Regions from separate parts of the Homo sapiens genome. Here region 2 is linked to region 1. A link is a contact called in ENCODE Hi-C or POLR2A ChIA-PET data. All regions are on one chromosome and are shown on one strand. Each heading gives the region's core, a stretch centred on a gene start or an enhancer-like site at or near the end of the contact. The rest is flanking DNA. Distances are from core to core; before and after follow the strand shown.

Region 1 (4,905 bases), core at 976-3,475:
TTTTACATAAGGTAAAGGAAACGTGAAATTATAGCGAGTGGCCCGGCACGGTGGCTCACGCCTGTAATCCCAGCACCTTGGGAGGCCAAGGCGGGCAGATCACCTGAGGTCAGGAGTTCGAGACCAGCCTGTCCTACATGTTGAAACCCTGTCTCTACTAAAAATACAAAAGTTAGCCGGGTGTGGTGGCAGGCACCTGTAGTCCCAGCTACTCGACAGGCTAAGACAGGAGAATTGCTTGAACCCGGGAGGCAGAGGTTGCAGTGAGCTAGGATTGTGCCACTGTACTCCAGCCTGGGTGATGGAGCAAGACTCTGTCTCAGAAAAAAAAAAAAAAAAAAAAGCCAAGCTGTGCTCTGACCACCTTAAGCACGTGTCTTCAGAACTTCCTGAGGCTGCGTCATGGGCCCGCGTCTTCAACCTTGGATCCTCAACCCTGCAAAATAAACTTTCTAAATTAACTGAGACCTGTCTCAGATGTTCGGGGTTCACACGATGATAGCTTACTTTAGTTCTCACTCTATCTGACCTCTCCAGGGTAGTCGGCTCTCTGGGTCTCACCCTGCTTCCGGTAACTTGCCAGTCCACAGGGACACTTCATTCTCTGGTTTTTCTTTCCTCTTCTTAGACTGTCTTTTCTCTAACCCTTTCATTGACTCCTCCTCTACCTGCTCCTTAAATGACTGTATTTGCCAAGGTACAGTATTTTCTCCACTGTAAGCTCATCAGTTCCTATTTCTTGAACTATCATAAGCCAGTGGGTCGACTTCTCTCCCAGCCCCCAGCCCTGTGTTTTCTGTGGCCCACTGACTGGATGTTTTTGTATTGCTGTCACCTAGCACCTCAAACTTAACCTATCAAAGCCTCATTTTGTTATGCCCCTGGCCAAAGTTGTCCTCCTGAGTAGGGAGGAACTTGGCCTCTGTCCCCACTAAGGAGACAGAGTAGGGACAGGACTCAGCCCCCACCTCTAACACACTTTTTTCTATACCCTCCTATTACCAGATCTTATATCACCTCCTATCATTGGTGCCATCCCCACTGACTGCAAAACCTTGAAGGAACGAAGATAAACAGCATCCCACAGTCAATCTTACTCACGGGAGTTAACCCTATCGACCGCATGTGCACAAGACCAGACGAATGACCAACCTTTACCCCTTGCCTCATCATAATACTAAAATCCCCACCCGGGAAGGGACTTTGCTGCCATTTTGTGATCCTGCGGTGCGGGTACTAACCTGCTTGCTCACTGCACCTGTGCGCCCTGCGCTCCACTCTGCACATGTCACGACACTCACATAGCTCATGTAGATGCCTGTCAACCTTCCTAGAAACACCAGACATACCCTGGGGAGCCAGCCAGAGAACTCTCCCTCCAGTGCTGTATCCCTTGTGTTCAAATATAAACCTGGAATAAAGTCTTGTCTGGGGAACTTGCTTGGCCTTGTGTCAACTTCTGTTGCATGGGGGCCCAAGAACCTGCGGTCGGTGACACTCCTCCTGTGTTCTTGCCTCCGTTAAATGGTTCCCACAGCTCAGTCTCCCAAGGAGAATCATGCGTATGACCCTTGATGCCTCCCCTCCCTGAGTTTTCACATCCCACCAGTCACGAAATCCTGGTGATGCCACCTCAACCATTGCACTTCAGTTGTCCCTTCCACCACCTACCATAGAGGAGACCCTGGAGTCCACAGATGAATTAGGAAGACAGCCTCCTGACTGCTTTTCCTCCACAAATCTATCCCCACACCACAGCATTCTCAAAACATATGTACTGCCAAAGTGAGCTTCCTTTTTTTTTTTTTTTTTTTTGAGACAGAGTCTTGCTCTTTTGCCCAGGCTGGAGTGCAGTGGCACAATGTTGGCTCACTGCAACCTCTACCTCCCAGGTTCAAGCAGTTCTCCTGCCTCAGCCCCCAACAGCTGGGATTACAGGTGCCCCCCACCGCACCCGGCTAATTTTTGTATTTTTAGTAGAGACAGGGTTTCATCATGTTGGTCAGGCTGGTCTGGAACTCCTGACCTCAGGTGATCCACCGGCCTCGCCCACCCAAAATGCTGGGATTACAGGCATAAGCCACCTCTCCTGGCCCAGAGTGAGCTTCTTACATATCAATTCCACCTCCATCCAGTCTCTCTGGCTCCCTGCCTCTGGGCACATTGCAGGCTCTGAAGCTGCACACAAGACCCCTCCCAGTCAGCCCACATCCTCCCCAGGCACCGTTTGCTACACACACACGTGGTTTCTCACCACTTCCTGGATGTCTTGTAGTCTTTCATGACTCTGGGCCTTTACATATGTGGTTGTCTTTATTTTGCCCTTCCTCTCACCCCTTGAACTCTTCTCTAGGTGGGAAATCACATTGTCTAGTGGGATTTCGCCAGTCCTCTGGCAGACAGAGTCATTACCTCCCCTACCACCATTCCTGGCTTTCTGCATGCACCTGCAAAAATGAGCCTTAACCATTTTTAGACATTTCTCCCCAGTTATGTGTGAATTCCCCAAGAGCAGGGGCCATGCTTTATTTACCTGTGTATTCTTAATAATTGATACAGTGACTAGCAAAAGAAGTGCCTTGAACGTGAATGTCCAAGTCACCTGGGTTTTTTGGCCTAAAGCAGGCATCACTGCTGTAGAGGTTAAAGGAGCAAAAGAGACGGGACAGGAGCACAGAGGGAGGGGCAATGGTGTGTCTTCTTGGCTAGGAAGGAAAAGCAAACATATTGAATACCTACTTTATATACCAGCTGAGGATCAGCTATCTGTCCACTACTTTACATATGAAACATAACCTCATATGAAACCCATCCTGGCCTGACACTGATCATATTCGCGGAAGGGAGAGGGGGTGGTTGGATGGTGGTAGCAGCTGGAAGAGAGGAGACGACAGCGGCTGGGATGAAGGCAGCGTGTGGTGAAATTACCAGCACCCTGGTCGTGCTCTGCTGAAGCAACCGTCACCAAGCCAAAGCCCCGTCTCAGTCTGGGCAGGACACACGAATATGCCCTTCCTGGCCAAAATCTCCTGGAAAGTATGTCATAAGGGAAGCAGCATGGGCTTCAGAGCCATGGAGACTGGGGTTCAAATCCCCCCTCAGCCATTGCTAGCTATGTGACCTCAAGCAAGTTACTTAGCCTTTCTGATCTTCAGACTCCTCTCTTGAAAAGGAAAGAAAAATACTTATTTCACAGGATTCATTCCCGGAGAAGATATTTTTTCAGTCCTCATTTGTGCCACCTTCATCTAGTCAATGGGAATATAGTAGCTTCAAATATAATAGGTACTTTGGGGAGGCCAAGGCAGGCGGATCTCTTGAGGCCAGGAGTTTGAGACCAACTTGGGCAACATGGCAAGACTCTGTCTCTATGGAAATTTTTAAAAATTAAAAATTAGACAGGCATAATGGCACATGCCTGTAGTCCTAGCTACTCAGGAGGCCAAGGCAGGAGGATCATTTGAGTTCAGGAGTTCAATCCTGCAGTGAGCTATGATCAGACCACTGCACTCCATCCTGGGAAACAGGGCGAGATCCTGACTCAAAATATACTATACACAGACACAACACACGCACACACACACACACACATACACACACGTAAAGTAGGTACCTAATAAATATTAGTTTCCTTCCTTTCTGCTATTTATACTCTGGGCAAAACACAGAATCCTTAGAGAAGTCCTCTACACTTTTTTTTTCCTCCAATGTACATTATTTTATCCTCCAAGTAAGATTATCTAATAATAATACTAAGACCTAGCCAGATGCAGTGGTTCACGCCTGTAATTCCAGCACTTTCGGGGGCTGAGGTGGGAGGATGGCTTGAGCTCAGGTGTTTGAGACCAGCCTGGGCAACATGCTGAAACCTTGCCTCTACAAAAATAGAAAACTGAGCCGGGTGAGGTGGTGCACACCTGTAGACCCAGCTACTGAGGGAGACGGGTTGGGGGCTGAGGTGGGAGGATCACTTGAACCCAGGAAGCGGAGGTTGCAGTGAGCTGAGATCGTACCACTGCACTCCAGCCTGGGCAACAGAGCAAAATTCTGTCTCAGAAAAAAAAAAAAACCCTAAGACCTAACATTTCCCAGGTACTTACCATGTGCTAGGAACTATTCAGTACGTATATATTTGTATATTTAATAATTTAATGCTCACAACTCAGTGAGGCTGGGTTTCCCAAATAAGGAAATGAAGGTGCAGAGAAGTGAAGAAATATGTCAAGGTCACACAGCCAGTAGATGAGGGAGCTAGGATTTGAACCTGGGCACCCTGGCTTGAGTCCACACTCTGAACCAATAGAAACCAGTACATCAGAGATCACATAGTTCAGCCCCTGTGGATGATACATTTGCTGAGCTACCTCTCTTTCCCAACCTTTCTTTTTGTTTTCTTATCTCCTCTCATCTCTTCTTTTCTTCTCAGTTGAGGAAACTGAAAGCCACGTTGGACAATGTTAGGTGACATGCTCAGAATGACATAGCTACTTCTGGCATTTATTCTGACTCCTATCCCAGGCCTTTTCCATGGCAGCATGGACCAATATGAAGGCAAATGGCTAAAATTAATTTTTTTAAGTAAATATTTTATATTATCTTATCCTCCTAGTTGTAATAATCATTTGAAGGTATCAGATCTGATAACAAAATATTTACATTAGATACCATAGTGTTTCTTTTTGTTTAATTAATACCAATTTGAAATGTGTTCTTTGTTTTTGCTAGTGTTGTTTGAATTTCTGCCCCCATAAATATTTGTGCCGTTGTCTTAGTTTCAATTAGCATTTGGTGTTTTCCTTGGACTGGTTTTTGTGATGGGATGGGGGTGGAGTATTCACAGCCTGATATGCCTTCTGTGAAACTCTGCATCCCGAAACCACATAGCGCAGTGCAGGAGACGACATC
Region 2 (5,229 bases), core at 682-3,181, 140 kb before region 1:
AAAGGGTTTAAGCAGCATAGTGACATTAACAGATTTACTTTTCAAGATCACAGTAGCTGCAGTATAGAGAAGTGGTCTCAAAGTAGACACAATTTAAGGTGGAGGAGGGAAGATGTATTTTTATTCTATTTTTTATCCTTTAAAAATGCTTTTAAAATGGATTATAATCATATTAGCTAAGAAATACTAATTATGGCTAGCTTTTGGGCACATAGTATATATCTGAATACTAAGCAGTTTACATATATTCATTTAATCTTAATACCCTGTGAGGTTGGTACTATTATTATCCTCAATTTACAGGTAGGTAAAATGGGACAGCGAGCTTAAGCAGTCAGTCCAAAGTCACTCAGTAAGGAAGTATTAGAGCAGGATTTAAACCCAGATGTCTGACTTCAGAGCCTGTAACTTCATTAGATCATGTACCATTTTTCAACAGTACATGTATGTAATTTAAAATTAAATATATATATGGAGAATAGAAGTTCAAATTTTTTTCTGAACACCAGTGAAAACAAAGATTTAGGAGGGGTGGTTGGTAGCGTGGATGTGGAAAGGAGCCTAGCAGTAGACTAGGTAAGAAATAACAGTATCTTGGATTATGGAGGTAGTGATGGAGAGAAGGGGATGGATTTACATGTTTAGTAAGTAAAATTGGACTGCGTGATGGCTTGGATATGGAAGTTAGGGATGAATAAAGTGTCAAGGATGACTCTTTGGTTTCTGACTTGCATAAATGGATTAGAGAGTGAGACACAGGCAGAGGCCATAGGAACAGGTTGGGTCATTCTGCTCAGTTTTTCTTTGGACCACAGTAGAGACCACAGCACACTGCTCTTTCAATACTCTGTTAAATGACAAACTTATTACAGGTTATTTCTGTCATAAACATAAAAGCTTCACTCTGTCAATTATGTTTCCTATCTTGCGTTAAAAATTACATAGTCAAAATTTCATCCATTTTCTTTTAAAAATGTGGAGTTAAGTCTTATAAAATGGGGAAGTGAATGATAGTTGCTGTAACAGGCTAATAGAAGGTTTAGCACCCCTCTTCTGTATACTAACTTTTTAAGTTATATTTATTCATCCCTTAAGATGTGGGACAGGTGGAAAAATTACCTTTCCACTTTGTATTTATGATTTCTAAGTACTAAACTTTTAAAGCCTGTTAATATTATCCCTTCCCAGGTCTTAGAATAATTACACAAAAGTACTGGACTGGTTTAAAAGATATTTGATTCTAGTCTATTTTGTTCATTTGTAGAATTTCTAGTGGTCTAAAAACGATTCTTTTACAAATCAGGAGAAATAGGAATACCTACTATCGGTTTGAATCTCAAACGAACAGCCACAAGAAAAATGGACTTTTTAAAAAAAATTATCTAACAGCATGTTGTCCCAATAAATAATGCTGAAGGAGATTCCTTCTCGTTTCAAATTTGCCAGAAACTTCCCGTTTAACCTCAGCAAAATACAGATCGTTTTGATCTATGGCGTTACCGCACAACCCTGTCAGGTCACATCACTAAACTGCAGATAACAGCGACAAGGCCGAAAACTATGTTAGACGGATCCGCGTCCATACCCCCCATCAGTTAATTTTAACTCTTCATTCGGTACAGGTCACTCTACACATGCTTCCCTGCAAAATGCTTAAGCTAGACACAGTGTACAGATAACTTTCACAGAACCGCAAGGGCTTGATGCTCCCCCAACAGAACGGCTTGAGCTTTCCCCAGCGCAATTCAGAAATGCTGTGGCGGTCGCCAGACTCTTCGGGTAGCTCCCGGCAGCTCCGAGGTAGCGCTCCCCTCCCCAACCATCGCCCTCCGGGATGGGCCGCACCGAAGAGCCCGCTCCTCAGCTAGGGCACGAAGTGCGCCGCCGCGATGGGCAGCTGGAGGAAGGGGCGTGACGCAAGTGGAACTCCCGCGTGACGTCGCGCGGGCTCCCGGGCGGGGCGGGTCCGGCCGCCTCCGAGCCCGGCCGGCAGCCCCCGGCCTTAAAGCGCGGGCTGTCCGGAGGGGTCGGCTTTCCCACCGAGGATTTGGCACTCTGGTGAGGGAAAAGGGCGAAAGAGAAAAGCGAGCAGCCGTCCTTTCACAGCCTCAGAAAGTGCTCGCTTCCCTTCGGGGGCTTTCGCGAATCCCGAGGCAATCTCGGAGGCGGTGAGTAAAAGCAATCTCTTTACCCCACCCGGAGCTCTGGGTCGGAGCGACTGCTTCTGGTCTGGAGCTGCGTGCTTGGCGAAGGGCTCCCGGGGTAGGGGTGGCTCCCGGCTCTGGGGTTGTGTCTGATGAAATAGGCCGGGCCCGGGCTACACTCGGTGGTGGTGGACCGGCGGGAGGACGAGCGCTACCTCAGTACTACTTCTGGGTCTCCCGCGCGGGCTGAGGAAGCGCCTTTCGCCGCCAAGCCCGCCCCGCGCATGCGCCGACTGCGGCTCGCGCGCGCGCTTCGGAGGTTTTTTGGCCAGACCCGCACGCGGAACCGGCGCGGGCACCTGGGGAGAAATGGATGGAGAAGGGACCTGGCTGGAAAGCCTTTGCCCCGCTGCTCTGCTCCGCCCATAAGAGGACCCCTGAAATGTCCCGTGCAGTTTGTTCAAGTCCCCTGTGTGATGAAATGTGCCTCTCGCCTTACCCGTGTGAGAATACCTGTGGTGTGGCAGCGAGTATTTTGGTGAGCACCTGCAGTGTAGTGGTTTATACTAAGGAATACACACAAATTACAGGCCTTTGAGCCCAGAATGCAACTTGGGAGGTAAGACGTGACGTTCTGAGAGATTGAAAAATGTACATTGTCGTCGTGCCTCGAATAACGGTTCATTGCAGAGAGAGATGCTAACAAAAAGTGCCGGGCATGCGGGTAGGTGGAAAGGGTTTTGCGAGCCAGAATTTGCAAGTTGAATGTTTTGTTTTTATGTTTTGTTTTTAAGGCACTGTACATCACTTACTTGAAGATAGATACGTAAAGGATGCTTATTTTACACTCTTTAAACGAATATGTTAATACTTTTTCGGTCATTGAAGTAATTAAACCTTCATTTTAAACTGTTGACTTAATAGAAATCGTTTATGTCTTCTTTTTTTTTCTTTTTGCTGCAGAGAGGTATTTTTTCTTTATTTTATTATTATTTTTTATACTTTAAGTTCTAGGGTACATATGCACGACGTGCAGGTTTGTTACATATGCATACATGTGCCATGTTGGTGTGCTGCACCCATTAACTCGTCATTTACTTTAGGTATATCTCCTAATCCTATCCCTCCCCCCACCCCACGGCAGGCCCCGGTGTGTGACGTTCCCCTTCCTGTGTCCAGGTGTTCTCATTGTTCAGTTCCCACCTATGATTGAGAACATGCGGGCTACAGAGAGGTATTTTACAGTTATTGGTCTCATGACTTGATTTCCATCCCTGACATAGCCATGTCCCAGCTGTGTGACCTTGGACATTTACTGCCTTACGCCTCTTCCCCCAACTCTAAAATGAAATTATAGTAGCTGTCTTACAGAGTTTTTCTGAAGGTTAGGTAGAATATAAATATTCTATAATATATAATTATATATTAAATAATATATAAATACAAATATTAATATTAATATTCTATAGTTTCTGGTATGTGGGAAACAAATGGTGACTTTTATTCACAATTATATATAGGCCCATTTGTTTATCTGTTAGAGTTAAAGATAGAATAAAAACCTCTTTGGTAACAAAACTAATGCAGTGCACCTAATTCTACTTTTAAAAACTTTTTTACAGAAATAAATGTACACAAGAGAAATACTGGAATTATGAACCCCATTGTATACGCACCCACCCAGCTTCAGAAATTGTTGAAGTTCAGCCCTTGTTTCATCTCTTCACCCAACATCCATTTTTGTTTGTTTTTGCTGGATTTTTTTTTTTTCAAGCAAATCGCAGAGTATATCCCTTTACCTGTAAATATCTCGGTAAATATCCCTTTAACAGATAAGGCCTTTCTAAAAAAAAAACAAACAAAACCGCATCATTATCATACCCAAGAAAATTAATAATTTCCTAATATCTAAAATCCAGCTCATATTTAGTTTCTGGATTATTTTTTAAAAGTCTAATCACAATTTTTGCAAAGCTTGATAGTTTATTTTTGTAGCTCTTGACGGTTCACCAAGTGGCTTCACATATACTCCTGCTCCCTTCAGAATTACTCTTTCAGCCCCTTTGTCAGAGACCTCAGGAAATGGTTAGCAGGAAACAATCAGTTTGCTTTGGCTAAGGAGCCAGATGTGAGGTTTAGTAGACTTGCTGATCACTATTACTTTTTAAGTTGTAGCTAATTAATGGTTTCATTTTAAGAACACATATTAAAATATTTACTAATCCATTCAAACTTCTTAACCTGTTGGTTTCTTCAAGGACTATGTAATAAACTTAATGATTCACCTTTATTCTAAGAGAGGCATGAAGTAACATTACCCTAATTGTCTTATGACTCTAAGATGTTTCTGTATTCATAGATCTTTGCTGTGTTTAAATCTTACTGACTTCTCTTGTTTTTGGAAAGTTATACAGATCCTCATCTGTGTTAATACATCAGTCAACTGTCTCTTTTATAAAATATATATAGATATGTGTATATATGTGGATGCTTGTTAAGTCAAGACTAAGAATATTTTTCAGTTTTGGGCTCAGTATGTTTCACCAATTCAAAAGTTAAAAAAACCAATTTTTTTTTTTAATTGAGACAGGGTCTCTGTCGCTCAGGCTGGAATGCAGTGGCACGATCTCCGCTCACTGCAAATTCCGCCTCCCAGTTTCAGGCAATTCTCCTGCCTCAACCTCCTGAGTAGCTGGGGCCACAGGCACGCACTACCACACCTGGCAAATTTTTGTATTTTTAGTAAAGATGGGGTTTCACCATGGTGGCCAGGCTGATCTCAAACTCCTGGCCTCAAGTGATCTGCCCACCTCAGCCTCCCAAAGAGCTAGGATTACAGGCAAGAGCCATCTCCCCCAGCCAAAACAATACATTAGTCTATAGTGGTAAATTAATACTGACCATGAATGATAAAAACCCCTCAATATCTGAATCCTTTCTGTTTAATATAATTGAGATAATTTCTTCCTCTAAGAGAAATAAGAAAATTTGCCTGAAAATTTACCTCATATAGCCAAATAACTGAAATCAGAACTTTTCTCACCATTATCATCTTTCCTTATTCTTTCCTTCCCCTCCCAAATTC

Evidence for each region. Hi-C counts contacts between places; a loop is a spot of excess contacts on that map. ChIA-PET counts read pairs that join two places held with the same protein, here RNA polymerase II (POLR2A). Pooled maps may share reads with other maps.
Region 2: a loop to region 1 is called in a map of OCI-LY7, with 2.1 times the contacts of the local background. The contact joins the promoter of RBBP8 here to the enhancer-like site in region 1. A Hi-C loop is called at or near these places in 11 of 168 maps with a recorded cell type or tissue (B cell, CD4-positive, alpha-beta T cell, CD4-positive, alpha-beta memory T cell and 5 more), 4 of 37 single-sample maps with no recorded cell type and 16 of 50 pooled maps. POLR2A ChIA-PET finds 5 or more read pairs at or near these places in 6 of 52 experiments (CD4-positive, alpha-beta T cell, H1, OCI-LY7 and 3 more).

Annotation. Positions count from the first base shown.
Region 1 is chr18:23,069,291-23,074,195 of GRCh38, forward strand. No RefSeq gene overlaps it. Among named protein-coding and RNA genes, the nearest start is that of CABLES1, 64 kb to the right of the region's middle. Within about 2 kb of position 2,226, at least 4 of the 41 ENCODE cell types and tissues checked have a DNase peak (open chromatin) inside an H3K27ac peak, as active enhancers do; they include OCI-LY7, where a contact is called at or near this core.
Region 2 is chr18:22,931,397-22,936,625 of GRCh38, forward strand. RBBP8 (RB binding protein 8, endonuclease) reads left to right here and starts at 1,932. Exons shown (of 19, transcript NM_002894.3): 1 at 1,932-2,168. It overlaps RBBP8-AS1 (RBBP8 antisense RNA 1), which reads right to left and starts at 2,368. Exons shown (of 5, transcript NR_198963.1): 1 at 2,192-2,368. It overlaps MIR4741 (microRNA 4741), which reads left to right and starts at 1,953; the gene lies at 1,953-2,042. RefSeq lists enhancers at 1,662-2,502, 2,186-2,315, 2,676-2,725 and a silencer at 1,976-2,055.